Linked DNA regions of Homo sapiens: regions 1 and 2 are each linked to region 3. The links are chromatin loops, found by intact Hi-C in ENCODE. Cell type or tissue: mammary epithelial cell. All regions are shown on one strand.

The links. Peaks named below come from ENCODE experiments on the same cell type or tissue, not always from the same donor. Only the 100,000 strongest peaks of a DNase experiment are listed, where the experiment ranks them.
Region 1: it touches region 3 in a loop (4-fold over the local background); 4 of 110 quality-filtered maps call a loop at or near these places.
Region 2: a loop joins it to region 3, with 2.2 times the contacts of the local background. A loop is called at or near these places in 2 of 110 quality-filtered maps.

The regions. Positions count from the first base shown.
Region 1 is chr7:36,655,671-36,663,670 of GRCh38, forward strand. It overlaps AOAH (acyloxyacyl hydrolase), which reads right to left. Exons shown (of 21, transcript NM_001637.4): 4 at 3,496-3,595. Among named protein-coding and RNA genes, the nearest start is that of AOAH-IT1, 60 kb to the left of the region's middle. RefSeq lists an enhancer at 5,778-6,320. In mammary epithelial cell, no CTCF peak of the experiment used is centred here; DNase peaks (open chromatin) are centred at 3,101, 3,581 and 6,021; H3K27ac peaks cover 2,470 bases.
Region 2 is chr7:36,523,486-36,531,485 of GRCh38, forward strand. It overlaps AOAH (acyloxyacyl hydrolase), which reads right to left. Exons shown (of 21, transcript NM_001637.4): 19 at 6,933-7,029. Among named protein-coding and RNA genes, the nearest start is that of AOAH-IT1, 73 kb to the right of the region's middle. RefSeq lists enhancers at 3,518-3,812, 3,589-3,733 and a cis regulatory region at 3,656-3,666. In mammary epithelial cell, no CTCF peak of the experiment used is centred here; a DNase peak (open chromatin) is centred at 3,626; H3K27ac peaks cover 683 bases.
Region 3 is chr7:36,601,073-36,609,072 of GRCh38, forward strand. The region is part of intron 11 of AOAH (acyloxyacyl hydrolase); the gene reads right to left. Among named protein-coding and RNA genes, the nearest start is that of AOAH-IT1, 5.0 kb to the left of the region's middle. In mammary epithelial cell, no CTCF peak of the experiment used is centred here; DNase peaks (open chromatin) are centred at 259 and 4,419; H3K27ac peaks cover 1,098 bases.

The sequences.
Region 1 (8,000 bases), 55 kb after region 3:
TTCACATGAGGAAAGTCAGAATTTCCATCAGGGATGCAAATGAGAAGCTAGTGGCACTTTACCCGTTCATTGCGTCAATACACATTTCCTTGGTATGTGTGAGGCACCGTCCTAGACACTGGGTATAGAGTGGTGAACAAGACAGAATTTGCCTTCCTGGAGTTCAGAGGATAGTGGTAGAGACAGGCAGGCAGTCACACAGGAATATATCTTGTAAAGTGGCAAGTTCAAGAAAGGAATATACAGGAGCTATGATAAGAGGGCTATCTAATAGGGCCCGCCTCCCTGAAGAAGTGACATGTAAGCTGAGCCATGAACGATGGGGAGGAATAATCCACCAAGTGGAAGGACAGAGTGAGAAATTGCTTTCCAGGCAAAGGGTTGGGCTGGGGTGGAAGGTCATATTTTTCCTACAGCAAGGCATCTGTGGCATCAATGTGGAAAAAAATGTATTAGAAAGAAGGAAAGAGCAGATTTGGTTGGACTCACTGGGACAGTAGTGCAGGAGCTACATCAAAAGATGATTGGGGGAATTCTACATGAAATGATGCTGTTCACCCAACACGGGATGAAACTCACAGGTGGAAGAAGCCAGACACAAAGGAGCATATACCGCGCGAGGCCTTTGATACGACATTCAAGGATAGAGTTTCCTAAAAATGAACTAGCCGGTGGCGATAGACTTCAGAATAGTGGCTACTCTGGGGACTATTGACTAGGAGAGTCATGAGAATTCCTTCTGGAGGGCTGAACATTATCTACGTCTGCATTTGTGTCTTCACCCGCCCTTAGTAGGTAATGTTAGGTCAGCTGAGAGAAAGGACGAGAGAGAGAGACCCAAGTTTAGGCAAGCCTTTATTTAACTTGCCGGCTGCTCTACTACAGACAGAGGAGGCAGTCTTGAGCTTACAAAATGAGGGGTTTATATGGGGGAGAGAGACCCTGGGGTTGTATGTTGGTTAACTCTGCCACATATCACCTTGTGACGTTTATGTACCGAAGGATGTAAGTAAAGTTTGTTTACGTTTTTTATGACTTTTTTTTGTGCGACCTTCCCCTGTGCCATCTGGATGGTTTGTAATTGGGGTTTGCTTTATTGCTGCAAGGCCTGATAGGTAAAGTCTGCTGACTTCACCACGGCACCTAGATAAGGGCTTCGAAATGTAAAAAGGCTTGGGGGAAGGGGAGGGGTGGCACAAAGAGGTTTGGTGGGGGGTGTTGGCAGTACCAAGAAGCTTTTTTGGGGCAGTTTGTCCCTAACAGGTAGGTAATTCCACCTGAGCATTCATACGTGCTACGTAGGAGTGATTTGCAGAATGATAAAAAGGTCTGCTATATACCACTGAAAACTAGATGCTCAAAATGTAATGTTAAGGGAACAAAGTAGGGTATAAAATTGTATATGCATTATCATAACTCTCAAATAAATTCTCAATACAATATAATTTATTTGAAAAGTTAAAAGGAAACACACATTTCGACATCAGTTGTTTCTGGTGGTAGGATTTCAGCTGACTGTTGTAAGAAGACACCCCAGGGGAGTTTCTGAAACATTGACACCACGTTAGAGCTCAACCAATCTCTGAGTAGAACAACCGGGGTGTGAACCCAGTTCTGTTCTTTCCTCGGGAAGTGACTTTCAGGAAGTCACATAACTTCTCTAACCCTCAGTTTCCTCCACTGTAAAAAGGAGTCGAAATGACACCTCCAACCTAGGCCTGCTTGGGAACAAAACAAGATCAAGTGTGAGCCTCTACACCAGCACTGGGCCCAAAGTGAGTGCCCAGTCAATGTCAGTTACTACTATTCAGGGGAAGCTCAGAGGCAGAGGAGGGTGAAGCTGTCCATGTGTATACCCATTGTCCCTCTTTTCTGGGTCATCTGCAGAGATAGAGGCTGGAGAGGGGGACCCGAGGCAGAGGGTGAAGGCCTAGAACAGCCGTCAGAGGAAAGTGAAGGGGGCTGTCCAGGGAATCGTCACAGGCTGCCCAGCAGCACTGAATGCTAGCTGGGGTAGAAGGTGGCGGTTCCCACATGAAATCCTCCAATTCCCTTGCAGCCAGAGGCAGTCGAAATTTTACAGAGTTAGGAATTGAGAAGGGGGTCAGGGTAGGAAGACAAGGACATGAAATTTCAGAAGTAAACTCTAGAGAGTATAAAAATAAAGAATGCCATTTTAAATGGGACAATTTAAAGTTGAACTTTTTGCGACTATGTGTAGCTGTGGGTGTAATGTATACATGACATTATTATTTAAGGAAATCACAAAACCTGTGTCACTTGCATTTCTACACAGAGACCCATTTCTTCCTTGCAATATCAAACAGAAAATATTATGATATTATGATACAATAGTCACACGCTATTTGAACACATGAAAAGTTTTTTTTTTAATTAAAGTTAACTAACTCTTCTAGGTACCAGTGGAGCCTGCAGCTTCTCAGGTGGAATTAGGGGAAATTTAATTCGCACTTAGTCAGTGACAGAGGAAGCTTGAAATATACACGTTCCTCAGGTAGTTGCATCTCTTACTTCCTGCTCAAGGAGACAGGCTGATGTATTTAATACTGTCCATCAGCAAAATCATGGTCATTGGTTAGGCCACAAAGCACTAAAATGAACTTCATTTTAACATGAATAAAAAGGAAATTACAATTAAAATAGAAACCTATTGTGTTATATCCAGAAAAACTACAATTCAAGAAAGAAGGCAAAGAATTTTTTTTCACGGGCAGCTCCTGAAAATTAATATTCTGTGGCCTAACTGGATTCAATATTATCCTCTCATCCAGAGTGTGCGGAGGGAATTGTGTCAACATTTGCAGCCTCCTCTCCGCAATCTAATTAAAAGCTACACAAAATGATATAATGCACACAGGGTCCTCTGAACAGCTATCACTGAATAATAATGTTATCAATAATGATCATTTAGCAGTCATTTCTCTTAACACTTTAAAAACTGTATCAGTTATTGTGCTAAGCATTTTTTACATATTAGCTCACCGACTTCCCACAATAAACCACTGTGGGAGGTAGTTTATCATAACCCATTTTATGAGTAAGAGCAATAAGGCTCAGCGTAGGGTGACCAACTGCCCAGGATTTCCCAAGATGTGGGGCTTTCAGTGCTCATGGCAGGAAAGTCCTGGGCAAACTGGCATGAGTTGCTCACTCTGTGAGAGTGACTTGCTTGATTTTTAAGTGATAGGGATTTAAACCTCTGCGTCTCTTTGATCAGATTTCCTACCTACTGGCAGGCCAGCTCAAAATTACAGTCCACAATGGCTGAACAGCAAAGACATTCTTTCTAGCATGGTAGTATGGATCTAGGCCAAAATGCAGGAATATTATTTCTTGCGGGGTAATTGAAAATGTCATCTTGCCTCTCCCTGTCCCCAAAACACTGAGCGAGTAAAAGCTAAGCCTCCCTTTCTAACATTTCCAAAAGCCTTGCATGTCCCTGGAAACAGATGTTCAGAGTGATTACACACTCACCTTGGGAAGAGGGTAGAGATGACACAATGGTTGGCCAGTGTTCTGTTTACAAAACTCCAGAGTGTGACATACCACATCAGCATTCATATCTGCGCTAAGCCTGGAGGGAAACGGTGCAAAACAAAGGCTATTCAGATCTCTTAGGCATTAGGAAACAGAAGCTACTGCAAAGAAAGGTAAATCCCCAGAATGGATTCTAATACCCTCAACTCCTTGCAGAGTGGCCTTTGACCCCAATCCCGGGGAGCTGCTGGATGGTAATGATTTCCTGCCACTGTTGCTCTCTCCTGCATTTAGAATGAGGTCCTAAAGGCGAGGATGGGGCATGCACAGCACTGAGCTGCCAGTCAGCCTCTCACGCGAGTGCTGGGATTCTTTTCAGGCAAAGCCACACATAAAATTGGGAAAGAAAAAGTGGGCAGGGACGTAACTTGATGGAAACAATATTTTGAAGTTTGGGCCTTTGAAACATGGTAACCTTATAGTGAAAAATCATTTACGATATAGCCTTAAACACCTAACCTTACTTTCTTAGGCACAATCCAAACAATCTATTCTATTCCCTTATAAACATATTTCTTTTTTCTTTCTTTTTTTTTTTTTTTTTTCCTGCGAGAGGTCAGAGTTTTGTCAGGCCTCTGAGCCGAAGCTCGGCCATTATAACCCCTGTGACCTGCACATATCCGTCTAGATGGCCTGCAGGAGCCAAGAAGTCTGGAGCAGCCAAAGAAAAACTACAAAGAAGTAAAACAGCCAGTCCCTGCCTTAACTGAGTAAAATTACAATATTTTACTATCGTGACTTGTCCCTGCCCTATCTTAGTTGATCATTTGACTTTGTGACATTCTTCTTCTGGACAATAAGTCTTATGATCTCTCCACCATGTACCTTGCAACCCTCTCCTCTGCTAACAGTAAATAACTACCTTTTATTGTAATTTTCCATTACCTACCCAACTCCTATAAAGCAACCGCTTCCCCATCTCCCTTCGCTGACTGTCTTTTCGGACTCAGCCCACTTGCACCCAAGTGAATAAACAGCTTTATTGCTCACGCAAAGCCTGTTTGGTGGTCTCTTCACACGGACGTGCTTGACATTATTATTACTCAAATCAGTCTCCCCAATTATTTGGGAACAGAGTCTTTTGTTTGTTTGTTTTTGTTTTTTTGACGCAGAGTCTTGCTCTGTCGCCCAGGCTGGAGTGCAGTGGAATAATCTCTGCTAACTGCAACCTCCGCCCCCTGGGTTCAAGTGATTCTTCTGCCTCAGCCTCCCCAGCAGCTGGGATTATAGGCACCCACCACCATGCTTGGCTAAGTTTTATATTGTTTAGTAGAGATAGGGTTTCACTGTGTCGGTCAGGCTGGTCTCGAACTCTTGACCTCAGATGATACACCCACCTCGGCCTCCCAAAGTGCTGGGATTATAGGCATGAGCCACTGCACCAGGCTGGGCATATTTCTTATTCTTATGGAAGAAAGTACAATGTAACTGACTTGTTTGTTTCCCTGGGGATGGTATAAGGACAGTTCTTTTAAAACATTTAGTTTACATCTAGATTCAACGTATCTGATTCCATGTTCATTTTTTCTTTCCCACTCCCAAAACTCTTCTTACCAAGAAAAGTGAGTATAATTTTTCGAATGACATGAACAAGTATAAACTCTTATTACATTTTGAAGCAAATGTATAAACTCTTCTATAAGTAAAAACTCTACTTATATACTTCTTTAAGTATAAACTCTACTTATATACTTCTATAAGTATAAACTCTTATTACATTTTGAAGCAAATTATTGATTCAAACCACAAGTCAAACCAAGACAACAAAAACAAACAAATCCAGCAACACAGGTTGGTAATACCCAGAGACCAACCTTTGTATTCTGCGGAGGGACAGTGATGGAGTCTAGAAGAGACTTTCTTTGGGTTTCTTCCCAGCTCACATGACCACTTCACTGTTTTCCTTTGCCCGTTGGCGCAGGCTTCTGGTAACTGTGTTTATATGCCGTAGCTCCCAGCCAGTTGATTAGATCTCATTAAACTACTGTTTCAAGAAGGACCAATCTGATTCTTTCAAACATTTGGAATTGGTGTTAAAAATGTTCGGCTTCACCCTGGGCTACTCTCAGAATAAGAGAAGCTCGAGTGAGCTGGGATAGTGCTGTCGTAATTTCCTGCCAGGTGGACTGAGTATCTGGAAAGCCAGTCTGCAGGATGGGTTCTGAGGGCAGAACCCAGAGGACGTGCAGTGAGGAAGCTGGAAGAGAGCACACTCCCTGGGTTCCTTTGGTTTACTGTCCTATTTTCAGTCTCTTTCAGAGGCCTGGGTATTTTCCTGACCTTTAGTCCCCTGATCTGTGTGCCCTAGGTTCTTATAATAAATCCACTCCAACCTCTCCCCACCCAACTATTATAACAACTACCTCTACAATCACTGCAATGACTAACACCTCTCTTCTCTCCCTGAGCCTCCTCCACCTCCTCCTCTTTCCTTTTATCTTGTGATTGAAAGCAGTTAACAGCTCACACATGGGCCAACCCTTGAGCACTCCTGGGTTAGAATTGGAGTGCATGGCCCCTTTTAATCCCTGGCCTGAATGTGAGTCACTGAATTGGCTTGCTCCCTTCACTCTCCTCTCTGCTTTCTTTCCCTGATGCCCATTTCACAGACTCAATTGGGTTTGGTCTGCTCCACCAAAGGAATTTTACACCTGGGCATGCAGAATAACAAATGGAATTTAGAATGATAAAAAGCAAAGAAAACAAAACAGAAAAACACTCTTGATTTTCACTTTGTGAGTAAGCAGCAGTTGTAACGGTTGCTAAACATCAAAATATCCTTAAAAATCTCTAAAAATATTATCTTGTGACCGCTACACCTCCAAACACTGGGAGGAGCCTTGAGCATTTATTTCTACTGCGCACCTTCCAGTAGAAAGAACTACCCTGTGTTAATGAAAATGTATCTTAATGAAGCCCATCACAGAAAGGGGGGCCACCTTGGAAATCTCCAAATATTTTGAGGATAACCAATATGTGAAAACAGGCTGGAACCATGGCCACCCAAATTTAATTCCAGCTGAATGCAGCTAAAGGTGTGGCTGGCAAGATGGTTTATCACCCTTTTGTGAGCACCTGAGTTAAGAGGGAAATGCAGCGTTCATCGTGAAAGTCACCTGCTTAGCCCCAGGTCCCTTCAAGGGAAGTCAGGGGGTAAGACTGCAACTAAAAGTATCAAAGACGCCATCCCTTTTAAGCAGTGAAGCAGGCTGCTTGTTGCAGATAAAGTCCATTACCAAACTAATGTCTACCAGGGGTCAGTAAATCGAGAGGGTGGCTGTTTTCACACATCTGTTCTCAACTTAATTGTTCATTTATTTAGCTGATGACTGCTGTCTTTATGGGGGTCTGGTAGTTAGTGGACTCGAGAGTGATAAATAGGGCTCTGGTTAATCTTTGTTTTTAACCTAAGGCTAGTATCCCATCTGTGGCAATCCAGGACAAGCAGAGCCAACTCATCATGTGATATACAAGACCCATTCTCTTTTTCCTCCCTAATAGGGCACAACTTCAAGTAAGGCAACTTGAATGTGAGAGTGGAGATGTGGACCACTCAGAGAGTGAGGCTGGCCATCTCTGAGCTGGAGAGTAGAAGAGGGGAACTGGACATGTGGTGTCCCTCTAGGTCCTCTAAGATGATTTATCATCAAAAAGACATAAAGTGACAAGTAGTCCTTTGGATAAAGAGAGAAAATGCTGAACCCCATAAATCCACACAAATTTAAAACCACTAGAATGTGCAAGATGCATAAGAAGTGGCAGTATGGCATGTGTACTCTTGCTCAGCCTTGGGACAGAAGGCCTAAACTACGCCTCATTTGCTGAATCTTTAAGCAGTCTGCAAACTCATAGGAACAATTCCCACCTTTTCTCTTTCCTAGAGCAGCAAATAAAGCCAAGAGAGTCACATTTTTCATTTTTAAAAAGACTTTTTCTTTTGAGCAGTTTTAGGTTTACAGTGAAATTGAGAGGAAAATACAGAGATGTCCCATTGACCTCCTGCCCCGACACATGCACAGGCTCCCCTATTATCATTATCTGCCACCAGTAATTTCTTAAAATTGATAAACCCGCATTGACACATTATCATCGTCCAAAGTGTTTAGTTCACCTTAAGGTTCACTCTTGGTGTTGTATACTCTATGGGTTTGGACAAATGCATAATGACTTGTATTCACCATTACAGTATCATACAGATTAGATTACCACTGCCCTAAAAATGCTCTGTGTTATGCCTATTTGTCTCTCTCTCCATCCTAACCCCTGGTAACCACGGATATCTTTGTAGTCTCCATAGTTTTGCCTTTTCCAGGATGTCATATAGTTGGAATCATACTGCATGTAGCCTTTTCAGATTGTTTTTTCTCACTTAGTAACACGCATTTAAGTTTACTCCATGTCTTTTTATGACTTGAGAGCTCATTTCCTTTTATTGCTGAACA
Region 2 (8,000 bases), 78 kb before region 3:
TCATGAAAGTTTATTTGTTCTGCCAAGCCAGCATGCAGCTTTCAACAATTTCTTTCTTGCCCTTGGCCATAGTGTCTTGTAAAGGCACAGTTTTGGGGAAGCTTGCCTGGCTCAGTCTTCAGTTTGCCTGGCCTGTTTTGCCTGTTTTTTTTTTTTTTTTTTTTGGCATGTCCTTGGAATGCAACCTTCTTCTTGAGGTTCAATTCTAGCTGCCTCACATTTCCCTCTGGACTTGACACTCTGAAGCTCCTGTGGGTTCCAGACTGCCCTGCTGGCTGCGATGCTGGCCCTGCCTGCTCATGAATGCTATCCAGCCCATCCCCTGCCATTCCCAATCTGAACATCCAACAAATTGCCATCAATGGAGAACCAGCCATCTGGAAAGATTTCTTCAAATGCAGAGAGCCAGGATCACCACCACTGAGCCCTCTCAGTTCTCTTTGTCCTTTTATGGTCTTTGTCCCATCTCTCCTTGCAGTCCCACAGGAGTCTCTCAAACAAAAATCAGCAACGATGCAGAAAGGCCCGGGCCAGGTGAAATGTCAGCCTCCCCATCCCCTCCGTGACTTCAGAGATGACATCATCTCCATTCTACTTGTGCTCCTTTTTGCTTCACCAAAGTTCTTGATTAACGTTTTGTCCCTTTTCCCACTTTTCCCTTTATTTTTATTTGGGTTTCACCTTATGTTGTACAGATGCTAACAGAAGAAAGAAAAGAAAGAATGAAAGACAATCGCAACAGGGTGTTGCACGGACTGAATGTTTGTGTCCCTTTCAAATTCCTGTGTTGAAACCCTAATCCGCAGTATGATGGCATAGGTAATTATTCCGTGAAGATGGAGCCCCCATCATGGAATTCATGCCCATGAATTCACACCCAGCCAGGTGCGGTGGCTCACACCTGTAATCCCAGCACTTTGGGAGGCCTAGGAGGGTTGATCACAAGGTCAGGCATTCGAGACCAGCCTGGCCAACATAGTGAAACCCCGTCTCTACTAAAAATACAAAAGAAAACCTAAAAAAAAAAAAAACAAAAAAAAATTAGCCAGGTGTGGTGGTGGGCACCTGTAATCCCAGCTACTCGAGAGGCTGAGGCAGGAGAATCGCCTGAACATGGGAGGCAGAGATTGTAGTGAGCCAAGATTGCGCCACTGCACTTCAGCCCGGGAGACAGTGTGAGACTCTGTCTCGACAATAAGTAAATTAAAAGATAAATAAATCAAATAAAATGCACCCCAGAGGGCTCGCTCACTCTTTTTTTTTTTTAAACCATGTGAGGATATGATGAGAAGTTGGCAGTCGGCAACACGGAAGGGGACCCTCACCAGAACCTGACCATGCTGGCATCCTGATTTTAAACTTTTAGCCTCCGGAACTGTGAGAAATAAATTTTTGTTGTTTATAAGCCACCCAGTTCATGGTATTTTATTACAGCATTCTGAGATAAGACAGTTATTAAAAAATTCCCAGGTATGCTAATAACAGCAGGCCAATGGGAATTGAGCCTCATCAAGACTTCAGACAGAGCCTACTAAAAAGTTGTGAAGAGTTGGATGAATAAGACATGAGGCAGAGTCCTCTTGTAATAAATAGATGCACAGCAAACCATGGACCTGACCTGGACTCTCCTGGGGTCATCTGATGCAGTGGTGGTAGGAAGCCTCTTAAATACTTTCTGACTCTCCATGTTTGCAAAGAGAGTTGAATGACATGTTGAATCAAAGCCCATGCCTGAGATGGCTAATAAAAAGTCTAGAAAAGGATTATGGTGATCAGGAGCTCTGGAAAATCCACAGTAGAAAGCAAATTTGAACCTGTTAGGGAAACACAGTTTAAACAATATCATGTTCCTTGAGAAGAATGTTTACTAGGAGCCTGATATTACAAAGGTGAGATTTGCTTATACATGAGTTTCTTAGACTGTGATTCAATTTTGGCATCTAGGCTTAAAGTAATTCTAGGCTATTTTCATTTTGATTTGCATTTTTTGTGTGTTACTAATTACCAAACTGAAAACTATGGCCCTTAGAGAAAGAAAGAGAGGTGTTGATAGATGTCTTCATGGAACAAGATAATTCAGATATCAGAGTTAGTGATGCAGGTTGAGCATCCCACATCCAAAAAGCCAAAATCCAAAATGCTCTAAAATTCAAAACTTTTTGAGTGCCAACATGATGCTGAAAGGAAATGCTTACTGGAAAATTTTGGATTTTGTGTGTAGGATGATCAACTGGTAAGTATACATAATGCATATATTCCAAAATCCAAAAACATCCCCCAAAATCCAAAATCTGAAACACTTCTGGTCCCAAGCATTCAGGATAAGGATATTCAACCTATACTGTGTTTTCAAAATGAGAAGAGATGACCATTCCCTTCTCCTTCCCTTGGAGACTTGAGCAATCCCATAATTGTGGGGATCATAAAAGGAAAACTCAGGAGAAAAAGCACAAAGAAAGAGGAGGGATATTTACTTGCCAAGCTTTGCGGGGGAATAGGAGCGTACCCTAGGGTTGGGGGCAGTGGGAGAGGTCCACCTTTTGTCATCACCATAGTCCAGCAATTCTAAATAATGTCGATGATAACACATTCCTGCCTGCTAGGAAATTATTCCTGTCTCTCAACCCCCATCCCTTCTCTACATTAGGCAGCAACTACAAGGGAGTCCAGCCTTTGGAAGAACTTGCTTGCCATATAAAATAATACAATAGGTGTTAAAAGAAAATGCTCCAAGTTTATTAAGACTACAACCTGTTTATTTACAGAGGTAAACATCATTTTTTTCCCCCATATGATTATTATGTCTGTGAGGGATATGGGTCATCACATACATGTAGCCATCAGGACAGTAAAACTTAAGGGAGCTTCAGTAACTCACAGGCAAGTGTTTATTTAGGATTTTATCTGTATCGTGACCAATGTCAAAGGGAAGATCCTTTTTTTGTTTATCTCAGGATGAAATTCTGCTTTCTTGGGAGAAATGCAATACCAGACACTGGTCTTTACTTTTTCCTTGATTGATTTTAGAGTGGGAGGTCCATTCAAAGATAACATGGTAAGTTGGTCAGCTTCCTTTCTACTTTGGACCATAACTTAAAATAGACCAATGAATTCCTATTTGTTCTTCAGAATATCTGGATTAAGTTTCTTGAATGATCATGGATGATCTGTGGAGATTTGGAGCATAATGTATTTTGTTTTGTTTTCTTCTTCTTTAATGTAGTTTATTTGTAAAGTCAAAGAAGCTGCTAATGACCAGCTTTTCAAAGATGTAATAGAAACAAGGGAGGAAGACTCATAAAACACTTGTTCATCAAACACTGTTTGATGAACAGCAACACTAGCAGATATTTTAAAGAAAAGGCTGCTTTCTGGCCAGCCCCATAAAGTCATTGGCTGATTTTACAAATGTATTCATGGTGCGGGGAACCAAGAGCCAGGTTTATGCCAATTGAGCTGTCTGGGAAGTTGAGGGCAGCTGGAGGTATATTTAAACTGTCAGTGTAAAAATGGCTTTGTCAGCCAAGTGGCATTTTCTTTCCTCTGTTGGGGAGGTGTGGTGCAGACAAAGAAAAAGAATATCACCTGCTCAAGTTGGCATTTCCTGAAGGGAGGAAAAGTTGCTGCCTCTGTTTAGTTCATAACCAGTTGGAGAATGAGTCAGCAAGAGACAGAAAGTCTTTGGAGATGAGTAATCATCTTTCAGTGCTGGACTGAGGCTGTCAGGGTGGAAAATGAATGGGTCTTGTGCCTACCCTCAAGTGACAGGGACCCTTAACTGCAATTTGCTCTGTCACAAGGATGTGAAATTGTGAATTTTAGTATCATGAAAAATGAGAATATTTTTGACACAATTGTCAGATCACATACAGTACCAAAATGAGAGGAGAGATTTTCATGGGACTATCAGGACTGCAGACTTAATAAGTGACTCTGTAGGATTTTAATTTCTGATAAAAGATTACTTTTCTTCTTGGTAATGGATGCATTTCTACCATACCTTCCTCGAAGGAACTCAAAGTACTTCACAGGCGTGAATGGAGCTGGGGGGTGGGTTGGACATCAGGAGTGAAGGAGTTGCTTCATACACACGGATGATGGTGGTGGCGGGGGACGGCCACTAACAGTTACTGAGTCTTTGCAACTTTACAAGTTTTGTTTTACTTAATCTTTACGTGGGTTAGTTATTTCTATCCTACATACAAGGAAACAAAGGCTGGGTGGTTATTTAATTCACTTGAGGTCACCCAGCTATTCTGTGTCTGAGCTGGAATAGGAAGACAGTTGTAAATTCTGGGCTCTTTCTATAACCACACATCGTACCCACATGGGGTGGGTTTCTGGGAAGATGAGCTGCCCAGGCACGGGTGGTTACCCACAGAGATGGATCTGGGAGGGGATTATCCCTCCCACTGCTTTGGAAAATGCTAAAATTTCAAGTTAAAAATGTCTTTTGCAGTACCTGACTCTGAGCTTAAGTCAGGACACTACCACGGTTCCTGAAAACCAGATAGAAATGCTAGCTCTTTCAGAGGTGGACATGGCGGCACCTAGACATCAAATGCAGGTGCTGTATCAGATGTTCATGGAGGCAGGTCCCACAGTGGTCTCACTGTGCCCACATGCCTTCCCTAGTGGGGTGCCCACTAACTTCCTGAGGAGAAGATGAAGAAGGCCCTGCACCAAAACTAGATCTTCACATTTATTTTAAACAAATAGCAGGAGATTACAAAACAGGAAGTTCCTTGAACTGTTGATGGGAATCGCCAAGCATGGAGAAATGCCTAGGAGCTTTCTCCCACGTTGATGTAGAATGTTCAGTTCAGCTTAATTCAACTTTTTGCTTTTTCACTGTGTTTATTATTGCTGTGAGGACAAGAAAGGGCTGATGAGGCCCTGCTTCCAAGCATATCAGTTCACCAGTGGAATTCTGGACAGACAAGAATAAAGCTCTTCTCTCTATATCCTCCACAGAGATAAGGACTCTTCTGCTTTGTTGACGATTATGTTCCCAGCACCTTCATAGCTCCTGGCACATAGCAGGACTTATAAATCTGATGACTGACCCAGCTCTTAATCTTGAGGCATTATAGAGCTCCATTTATTAAACTTTATTTTTATTTTTATAGAGATGAGGTCTCTCTCTGTCAACCAGGCTGGAGTTGAGTGACGTGATCACAACTCACTGCAGCCTCAACCACCCAGGCTCAAGTGATCCCCCCATCTCAACCTCCAGAGTAGCTGGGACTACAAGCATGCACCACCATGCCTGGCTAATAAAAAAAGATGTTTTGTTTTTAGAGATGGGGTCTTGCAATGTTGCCCAGGCTGGTCTTGACCTCCTGGACTTGAGCGATCCTCCCATCTCAGCTTCACAAACCATTTACAAAATTTTAATGGGCATAGAGATGACCTGTGGGTTGTGTTTGAATGCAGGTTCTGATTAGGTAGGTCTGGAGTAGGGCCTGGAATTCTGCATTTATAACCAGCTCCTGGGTGGTGTTGATTTTGCTTATCCAAAAGCATACATTGAGTAGCAAGGGTGTAAGGAAATGGTACCTTTTCTGTGTACCAGGCATAACATTTAGGAGGATGACACATTATTTCATAGAATCATCACAGAGATTTGTTAGGAAGATATGGTATCCCCATTTCCAGGGCTGGAAAGGGAGTTTAAAAATATTCAGAGAATTGCCTGCAGTCCCAGAGATAATAAATGACAGAGCTAGTGATCACTCTGGAAAGTAAAAAAAAAAAGTCCCATGTGAGTGTTAGACATTATTATATTTTTAATAACTTTATCTATATTCAAGGTTGATGATGATCAAAGATCACTTGGTGGTGCATTTGTTTACACCAGGAATTCATTAATGGGTCTTTAACTCTGCATTTTAATGAGAAGTTATTTATCAAAATGTCTCTCCCCACGAGAGAAATGTGTATCACCTAGGCAGGAAATCTAGTTAAGGGAGACCAGTCTTGTTGAAAGGATGTTCAGAATTGAACTACTAGAGTCTGCAATGCAAAACATGTCAGTGAATGTAATATTTGATAATTCATGATGGCCATCTGCTCCAACCCAGATGCTGCGGATGGGGGCACTGGGGGTGGGGGACAGAGATGATAAACTCTGGATGAGGAATCTTCCATCTTTCGCCTACACTGTGAAACCCTTCATTAGCATTATCTCATCTGGCAGTCAACAGGGGGCTTTGCTCTTGTATAAAAATTGCTTAGCAATGAAAATGAATCAGGAAAGATTACAGTCAATAAGCAATAATTTTTCAGACTCAAGATGTAAAGAGTAAATCAGTAGCTATAGTAATCATGCCTGTTTTTGTGTGGCCACTCAGCAGTGACTCCGGTGTTTGGACAGAATGCTAAAAAAGCAACTTAGTAATATTCCTTCCAGAAAGTTGGGACATGGGTTGATCACTTTGCCATGGGCAAGTTCTTTGGTCCCTCCCTTAGAGGTTCTGATTAAGTTCATCCTGTATGGGGTGTGGGAATCTGCACTGCTCCTGAGTCCCTGGGTATTTCAGGGCCCACTGTGAGAGGTGCCACCATATCCCTCATTTCTGTCACATCCATCAGGTAACCAGGGCTTTTAACCCGACAAGAACAGGTTAGTGAGTGCATTAACCTGTAGGTTGCCAGCTCAAAGCTCTTTCTAACCAGTCACTGGCTCTATTGCATCAGGGATTCTAAAATGATGGTGAAGTACAGAGGTAATGCTGAACCCAACTTTTTCAGAAAAAGTCCCACATTTTATCTTTTTTTCAATACTGAGAGCTATTAGTGTGTCAGAATAGGCAGGAGTAACCCTGCCGAATCTGCTGCCTGGTGGCTTATAAAAGTATAAAACCAGTTGCCCAGGCCCTAAACTAGCTGCTGCTTTCATCTTCTGTCAATACCCAAACAAAGCTACTTACTTTCATGGAAGGCAAAATCCATGTAGAAAAGATTGAAGTTTGTAAATTTCTCACTGGCTGCAATTTTTTTCAGTGTGTTGGAGAGTTGCTCTGCTCTCTGAAGAGAGAGGAAACAGGGAGAATTTCATGAAATCTAGACTTTGGCTTTAGTGAGACAATTCAGGCAGAACAAAGAAATCGATCTTCCCCATCCTACTCTACTTTCATTTCTCCAAGCCATCAGCAGACAGCAGCTCTGCACATTAAATTCTAGTCACGTACAAATGGCCAGTGAACATGAGACAAATGTTAATGTTCATTAGGAATCAAATCAGTGTAAATTAGTGATACTAGTTTTAACACCCTTGGGACTGGCAAAGGTAAGATAACCATGATATTGAATGTTGTCATGGGTAGGTGAATGAGAATGTCATTAGCTTAACCTTTCTAGAGAGCAATTTGGCAATATGGATCAAATCCTTAAACATGGACATACCCTTTGGCCCAGTAATTCTTCTAGGAATTTGTCTCAAGGAAATTGAGATGTACACAGAGACTTACACCTTTAGATATACGATGGCTCATCACAATGCTATTTATCATAGTGTAAATTTGGAAACAATCTAAATGTCCAACAACAAAAGATGAAATAAATCATAATATAGTCACGTATAAACTTTAGAATGGTTACAACATTATGGTGTGGAGAAACAATCTATGAACATTGGAAAGCATAAAAGAGTATGTGCATTCTCATACTATGTAGGCAAAAACCAAATATATTGATCTCTAGAAGTGGTAATGGGAAGACATACACATATACTAACTTTGGGTGGTGGAATTTTGCGTGATATTTGTTATTGTTCTTTATGCTTTTTTGTGTTCTCCAAGTTCTAAAAAATTGAAATATGCTTTTTATGTAAAAAATGTTCAATAAGTCTTTTGTCTGTTTGTTCATTTTTGTTTTTGAGACAGGGTCTTGCTCTGTTGCCCAGGCTGGAATGCAATGGCGCGATCTTGGCTCACGGCAACCTCCGCCTCCTGGGTTCAAGTGATTCTCATGCCTCAGCCTCCTGAGCAGCTGGGACT
Region 3 (8,000 bases):
TCTGGAGGTCTGCCTTCCAGTGGGGTCTGGCAGAGGAAGTTCTGGGAGAATAGAGAGAGGATATATCATCTGGTTTCTGCCTCTGTCATCTCAGGCTTAACTAGATTAGGTAGCACAGTTCTCATAAACTAAGGCTTTAATATAGACAACTTCAAGAAAGTAATTTAACTCTGTGCATTTGATTTGTAAACCTTATAATCTCCCGTGTGTGAGATGAGTCTCATATTGAGGGAAAGTCCCTGTGGCCCTATGATTCATTATACACACAGAGGCACACAGAGGAAAAGAGGGAGGGAGAGGGGGGAAGGGGAGGGAGAGAGAGAGAAACATCAGGCACCAGACTGTGCTGGGCACTCTGTTGGACTCCATACCAGGCAGCTGTGGGCTCCTTCTTCATGGGACTCACCGTCTAGAGGAGCACAGACAATAAACACTTCCCATCTGGGTAACCTGGAAGTCTTTCCTTAATCCTTCTGTGCTTCAGTTTCATTACCAATAAAAATAGCTTAATAATAGTACCTATCTCATTGGGTGGTTGAGAGAATTAAAAAAGATAATCTATGCATGACGTTTAGACTTGTAAGAGCTCAATAAATGTTAGTAGCATTAAGGGCAGTCCAGAGTACTGTGTCAGCACATAGAAGGGACATCTGCCCCACATGTGGGGCTTTCAAGAAAGGAGTCTTGAAGGAAGTCTTATCTAACGTGTGAGTCCTGGAAGGCTAGGAAGAGAGAACCAAGCACAGAGGGGCCAGGGGGAAATAGTTCCAGTATTGCTAACACCGCATGCAAAACCTCAGGGCTAAATTCATCATATCATATCCAAAGGAGACCAACAAACACCAAGTATTACAGTTACACATTTTCATGTAACAGGTAATCCCCAAATTTAGTGACTTAAAATGTACTACACACCAGCAGATCAGTAGCAATAACTACTCAGCACCTGGTACGATGCTTATTCGATGCACATTCAACTTCAGCGAAATAAGTCACTTTCAGGGAAAAAGTAGAGCCTTTCCTCTTTGACCCTCTGCCAGTACAAAAGCTTATGGGGGCAGTGAATAAACAATCAAATAAAAAATTCTAGCAAAATATGACAAGTAAATACAAAGAGGACAAAATGGCAAATAACACTCCATGTTTCATCATTTTGCTTGAATGCAGCTCTTTTTATTTATTTATTTTTACCTTGTCAGCTCCTCTTAGTTTCTTTCTTTTCCTTTTCTATTATTTATTACTTAAGCTCTAACCCTATGATTTATTTATTCAATGAATGAGTCGAGGGATGCATTTCTCTCACTGCCGCATACCAAATGAGAACGCATTGTACAGTTAAACTCTTTCTACTGAATTCCCTTCCTTCCATTGTTTTTTTTTTTTTTCATCCCCTAGGGTGATTGAACTTTTTTTTAGATACATAAAAGCAAGAAAACAAGAGTATAAAATATCCTCCTCATATGCAGAGATAACCACAAATCAATTCTTTTCTAAGGCCATTGAAACAAATTCTTCCACAAACAGAAAAAAAAAAATTCCTCCAAGGGCCTGAAATGAGCACGAAGAGGTACACGTCCTCAAAGCTGACTCTTCTGATACCTTTGATTCTGTAAAAGTTTAGTCATTTCTACAACAGCCAGACTGCAATTTGTCTGGGATGTGGGTAGTTTTTCTTTTTTGGGGGTAATAACTGGAATTTGATACCAGAAGAAGTCCAAGGTCAAGTTACAGAGGGGAAAGTGGAGAAGACCTCACTGGGGCCACCTGCTCACCAGGACTGACCTGGGCTCTTGTTCCCCATGACCGTGATCATAAATGATGATCTCATTTTCTTTCTCTCCGCTCTTTCACTTTATACCAAGAGGCTGTCCCAAAACCTTGCCATTCCACCCCTCTGGGCATACACATCTGCTGGCCCTGGGTGACTGCAGCAACCTCTGGCCAGGGGCCCTGCTTCCTCACTCTCTTCCTACATCTTCAGTAGTGTTTCCCAGAATCTCACAGGGAGCTTCTTTAAAGTACAGATCCTGATTGGGTAGGTTTGTGGTGGGGCCCTAGTATCTCATTTTGAATAAGTGCCCTACCTGACTGCAATGACTGGCCATGTAGGGAAACCCTAATCTGCAGGCTACTGTAGCTATTCAATGTCATCCTCCACCACAAGGAACCTCCATGTCCCCAACCTCTCCTGACAGCCCTCCTCTCCCACCCCCGTCAACAATCTGGGTCCCCTGAACCTACCCCTATCCCCGCAGACCTCCAGGTCTCACCACAAGCTCTTCCTCCAGCTCCACTGTCTTGACTGCTCAGTTGCTAATCAACAGACAAGGGTTGGTTACATCTGGACTTCCTCTCAGAGCCTTCCTCGCCTGCCCCGGCCTTTCTCTCTTAGGTGTCCTCTTCTAGGTCTCATGGTAGCTTGTGCATGCCTAGCTGACTGCACCTAACCCTCTAGCACTAGGGCAGAGGCTGGCAAACTTTTTCTGTAAAGGAATAGACAGTAAATATTTCAGGTTTGCAGGCCGTTTGGTCTCTGTTGTGACTGCTCAGTTCTGCTGTTGTCATAGACAATATGTAAGTGAACGGGCATCGCTGTGTTCCAATGAAACTTAGTTTACAAAAGCAGGGAGGGCAGTGTCTGACCCAAGGGCCATAGTTTTCTGACCTCTACTCTAGGATCCAACAGACTTAGTTTGTATCTGGGCTCCATGTTTAACCTTTTGTCAGTTAGCTAAACTTGCTAAGTCTCAGTTTCTTTATCTATAAAATACATATAATAGCAGAGTCATTTCAGTATTGTCTTAGTCCATTTCCTGCTATAGTCCATATTCTGCTATATTTTCTCTGTCTATATTCTGCTATAGCAAGATACCTTATAGTGTAATTTATAAACAACAGAAATTTATTGTTCACTGTTCATGGAGACTGGGAAGTTCAAGATCAAGGTGCTGGCAAATTTGGGTCTGGTGAAGGCCTCTGCTTCGTAAATGGTGCCTTGTTGCTGGATTCTCACATGGGGGCAAGGGAGCTCTTTTATAAGAGTACCAATCCCAGCCATGAGGATGGAGCCCTGATGACTTAATCCCTTCTCATCGGCCCCACCTCTTCATATTAACAGTGGGTATTAGTTCCAACATATGAATTTTGGGGGGACACCAACATTCAGACCATTGCAAGTATTAAATAAGATAATGTTAAATAGGATACTTGGTGTTTGGTAAGCACATGGTAATATTTGCTTTCTATTATTATTATTAATTATCGTGAGCTTATTTGTTTATCTTCCCAGCTAGACTTTACATTTTTTGAGGCTGAGCCGGTGCTTTTCACCTCCAGAGCCCCAGTTATCCACCTTTATCTATTTCTCTGTCTTTAATAATAGAACAGTGATAGTTGGGCATAGGGCTGCCCAGCCAGGGACTGCACTTCTTAGTCTCTGTTGCAGCCTGGTATGGCCATATGACTAAGCTCTGGACAATGGGGTGTGAGAAAGAAGTGATATTTGCCACCATCGTGCCAACTTCTCCCAAGGGATATGTGTGCCTTCACTTGGTCTTTTTTCTTCCCTCCAGGTGACAGGTGGCAGGATTACGGGCAGCTACCTCAGACCCCAGGATGGAAGCTGCATGTTGAGAATGACCTAACTTTCCCCCAGCCCTGGACTGCTTCCCTCTGGATTACTACATAAAAGGGAAACACTTCCATCTTAAGTCACCAAATTTGGGACTCTGTGACCACAGCTGAGCCCATATCCTGCTCTGTTAAGAAGAGCTGATGCATCCACTCATTCTTGTTGGCTCTGAAATATATGTTACCAACATGAGACCATGACCTCTTTGCTGCTTTCTGCTCCGCTTTCCTTTGAGCTCTTTAGCGGTCAGGCTTAGTGATGCTATCCTCAATTTCTGCCTCTGGAATCTTTGGACTTTGTACTTCATGCATGCTCTTCCTTATATTCCTGCAGGAATTAGGTCATCACTAATGACCTAATTTAGTGGTTTAGCTCATCACTGTGCCCTAACTCCCAACCATTTCCTTGAGTGGAAATTCTGTATGATTTCCCTAGGAAATCATATAGAAGCCAGTCTTGCCTCCTAGACGTTTGACTAGAGCTGGGCTGGATAATCTCTGCCTACTCCCACTCCTCCTAAGGAATTGCATGGAAGGAATTAGTTGAAAAAACAATGAATGAACAGTGTATGACAATTAATTCCAACCACCTAACATTATTTTTAAATGATGGAATTTTCTCTTTCCACATGCCAATGAACTTGAGATTCTAGGCGTTTCCCCTGTGATGAGTAATTTCATGAGCTCCATTTGATGGCTAAGGAATGTGGGGGAGAGTGAAGCAGGTGACAGACATAATTAACCAGGGGACAAGAGATTGTCCTCTAGTTGCAGCAGCAGGCTGGATAGCACAGGCATTGACTGACTCACACTGCCTCCTGATACAGAAGTCTTTATTTCATGTTCTGGCAGAGCAGGTATGTGGGCTGAGTAATTATAAATGCTTTTCAGAAGTATGGAGTTTAAAATAATTTCCTCTTGTAGTTTTCATAACAACTGGTGTTTGGCTTTTTACTTCTCTCAGTAGGCAGCAGGGCCAAGATGATGGATGTTCCCATGAGCCTGGGAGTGCACCCTACATGGCTGGCAGGTGAGAGACGCAGATTCTCACCTTGAGTAGGGAGAGAAGGGCATCGAGTTGATCAGAATTCAAGAACGGCCTGTCTGGCCTGTTCATGAACAGGGAAAGGAAACGGAAGAACATTCTGTCTCTTGTGGCCTCACTGCTGCTGGAGAGCAGAATTCACCACGGTGAACACAACTCTCTTTTTCTGACAGAATCAGTGAGAAGTAACTAGGATTGAGGTTTCTCTCCTCATCACCTAGCATCTTTAATCCGCTAGCCTGCAAGATGGCTGAGGAGCAGAAGATGTGATTTTGTCCAGTTTTACTAAACAATAGCTTTTCTTCATCTTAAAATATAATAAGAAAGCACTATAATGCTTAGATATTTCTGGAGTCGACATGAAGGTAACTCAGATAGAATTCCCATATTTTGTATGCATCATGAAAATCTTCCTCTGTGCTTAAGGGAGGCTTTATGTGCAGTGATAAATCCAGACAGCGGGAAGCAGGGCGGGTGAGTGAGCGTAGGGTGACAGCTTCGATACTGCCTGTGCTGTTTGTGGGTTAATAAAGAGTAGCCAAATCTGATATACAAAATCATCTCAAAGGGAGAAATGAAGTGCATATAAGCTTGAGAGATGGGAGCCGCTTTGCTCTCTAGTGAATATGCATTTTCAGCAGCTAGATTAAGGATTCATTTTGTCCTTGACACAGCACGAAATTCAATCTGCGCCTACTTACCCTACAGACAACAGCCTGCCAGGGGTCGTGCAAAGATTTTATAATGGGATAGGCAACAGCCTTAGCTAGCAAAATAAACATTTGGGAAATTGTATTTCAGAATTGCTTCTCTCTCCTCACCCCCTCCCCCAACCTGTCATGCAATTCTGATTCAGTGAAATGCAGCATTTAATATGTTGGAAATAATTTTTGAACAGATGGGGGAAGAAGCAGGAGGGCAGCATCCCTTGCTGGCCTCAATGATCTTTCCACCTCCTCTTCTTTTTCAACAAACAACTCAAGCAGAGATTGTTTTTTCCCTTGAAAGAAAAGAAGAAAAAAAACAAAACCAGCATGAAAGTGTTTTTGGATTTGCTCTTCATCTTCCTTTGACATCTTTCTAAGTTGAGGTCTTTCTTGTGGCGTGAGAAGGTCGATTTGAACCTAACTACTGAGGTTTAGATATTTCGGAGAGAAGCTCAGGTTGTTTAAGAAGAAAGGGAGCAGACAGGTCGGAATGAGACTCAGAACCCTTTGTGTCTCTGGAACCATGAGAGAGAGTCTTCATACTCTCTTTATTGAACTACAAATATCTTTCCAGATGAATACACTCCTAATCTAATTAGCTGTAAACAGGACTCCCGGGTGCCCCACTACTTAAGCAGAGGATGGCAAGAGCAGGAGAGGAGAGGGGCTGCTGCAGGGAGAATGCCTGACAGTGGATTCCTTTTCAGCGAATACAGCTGGGATGGGGTCATGTACGCACAGATGTGTTTTCTGCCTTATAGGGAGACAAAGGCAAAGAAGTATCAACTAGCCTCATAGAAGGCAGAAGGGCCCATTATGAAACAATGCCCACTTGTTTTTCTACAGCATTTACTGTGCTTGCCAGACAATACGATCAGGTCCTTGGTGCAGCAAAGGAATGGAACGAAACATGTCTGGGCTTCCTGAAGGGTCTTGATTTGTAAATGCATTCCTACCATCAGACCCCAAGGGAGACTCCTGCTGGTGTTTGAGGTCTTTAACTGGCACATGAGGCAGGCAGTACTCATAGGGTGCAATGAGACAACTCCTTCCTTTTTCCCACTGCACACTCATCTGTGGTGCTAATTCATCCCTTGCCCTGGAAGAAAATCCAGACCAGCCCAATTATGCACATGCTCATTCTCAGAAACATACACTCTTCCGGTTATATTCAATTCCATTTCAGAAAAGAAAAATGTTCAGTCTTCACAATTTTAAGTAAAACTTCTTGCTCCCTGTCCATCCTGGGCTTGAGGCTGATTATCTGCACCCAGGGATGGGAATGTGGTCCACTTTCTTTGTCTACTTGGCCAGCTTTTCCTTCCTCTTGCTGGCTGAGACTTGCGGTGGAGGGAGAAGAGGTACAGTCGGGTGTGATTGCCTCTAGCCGGGCAGATATCCAAAGCTGACTTTCTATAATGAGGGCTGTTGTGGGGCTCTTGAGAGGCACTGTGGGGAACAGGTGACTGAACTTGCCATGGTGGAGTGTGTGCATTCTCTGCACTCCACTAGTCACTTAAGTTTGCTGCTTCAGCCCTGCTCAGCTGGAGGTTAAGCCCTGTGAAGTCACCTTGCCCCTGCAGGCCATCCTCTGCAGGATGTCCAGTGGCCCAGGCTGGCTCTCCCTTCCTGGGGCTCATGTCCTTGTCCAGGGCCCACGCTCTTTCTGTCCTGCTGCCTCGGTCACTGCTCTTACATTCCCCATGGGGGTGTCCAACACCAGTCCTCTTGGGCTCAGTCTCTGCAGACCCCTATCCAGTTATCTTAGTGGCGTCTTTACAGTGAGGGGGAAGCACACTTACCTTCCCCGACAGGGAAAGCTGAGCCCCACTGTCCCTCTGACACTGGCCATTCCCAGCCTCAACTCTTCTGGACCTTTGATTCTGGAGATAAGTGACAGGTTGCAGAATTGGCTTCACTCCCTTCCTTTGCAGGCTCTGTGGACATGGTCTCATCTTTCACTTGGAAGAAATATTGGTGGTGGGAAGGTGGGAATAATTTGTCCACATTGTCTCAGGCCTTAGCTAAAATGTAGATAGAAATAAATAGTCCAATTTTTAACATTTATAAAAATGATTCCCGATTTCTGACAAGGTAGCCATCATTATTTATACTTTTTAGATGAGGAAACTAAAGCTCAGAGTAAAGAAGTGAGTGTAGGTGGCTCAGCCAGGATTTGAACACTGGTCTGTTTGAGTCAATGTCCGAGACTATTCTACATGTAAGTTAGGGGCTTGAGATTCTCCACTGGGCACTGTCATGACTGTGGAGTGAGCTTGGCATGTGGCTATCAGTAGGGTGGCCAGACATCCAGACTTGTCTGAGCCAGTCCAGGTTAATGCCTGTTGTCATGGCATAATTATGGGAGCAATCCCTCTTCTCTCAAAGTGTCCAGTTTGGACAATAAATTATATGCTCACCATAACTATTAATATTAGGAGCTGTTGCGGCGGGGAGGGGGGGGGGTCTGGTACAAAGAGACAAAAAGCACCAGAAGTTTCCTAACAGGGATGGCTCTTTAGTAGTCTCCAAAGGCTGGCTGAGACCCTGTGGGAAGACCTGCAATTGGCAATGAGCTCTAGGCAGTCTCCCCCAGAGGAAGGATGCTGGGGGACAGC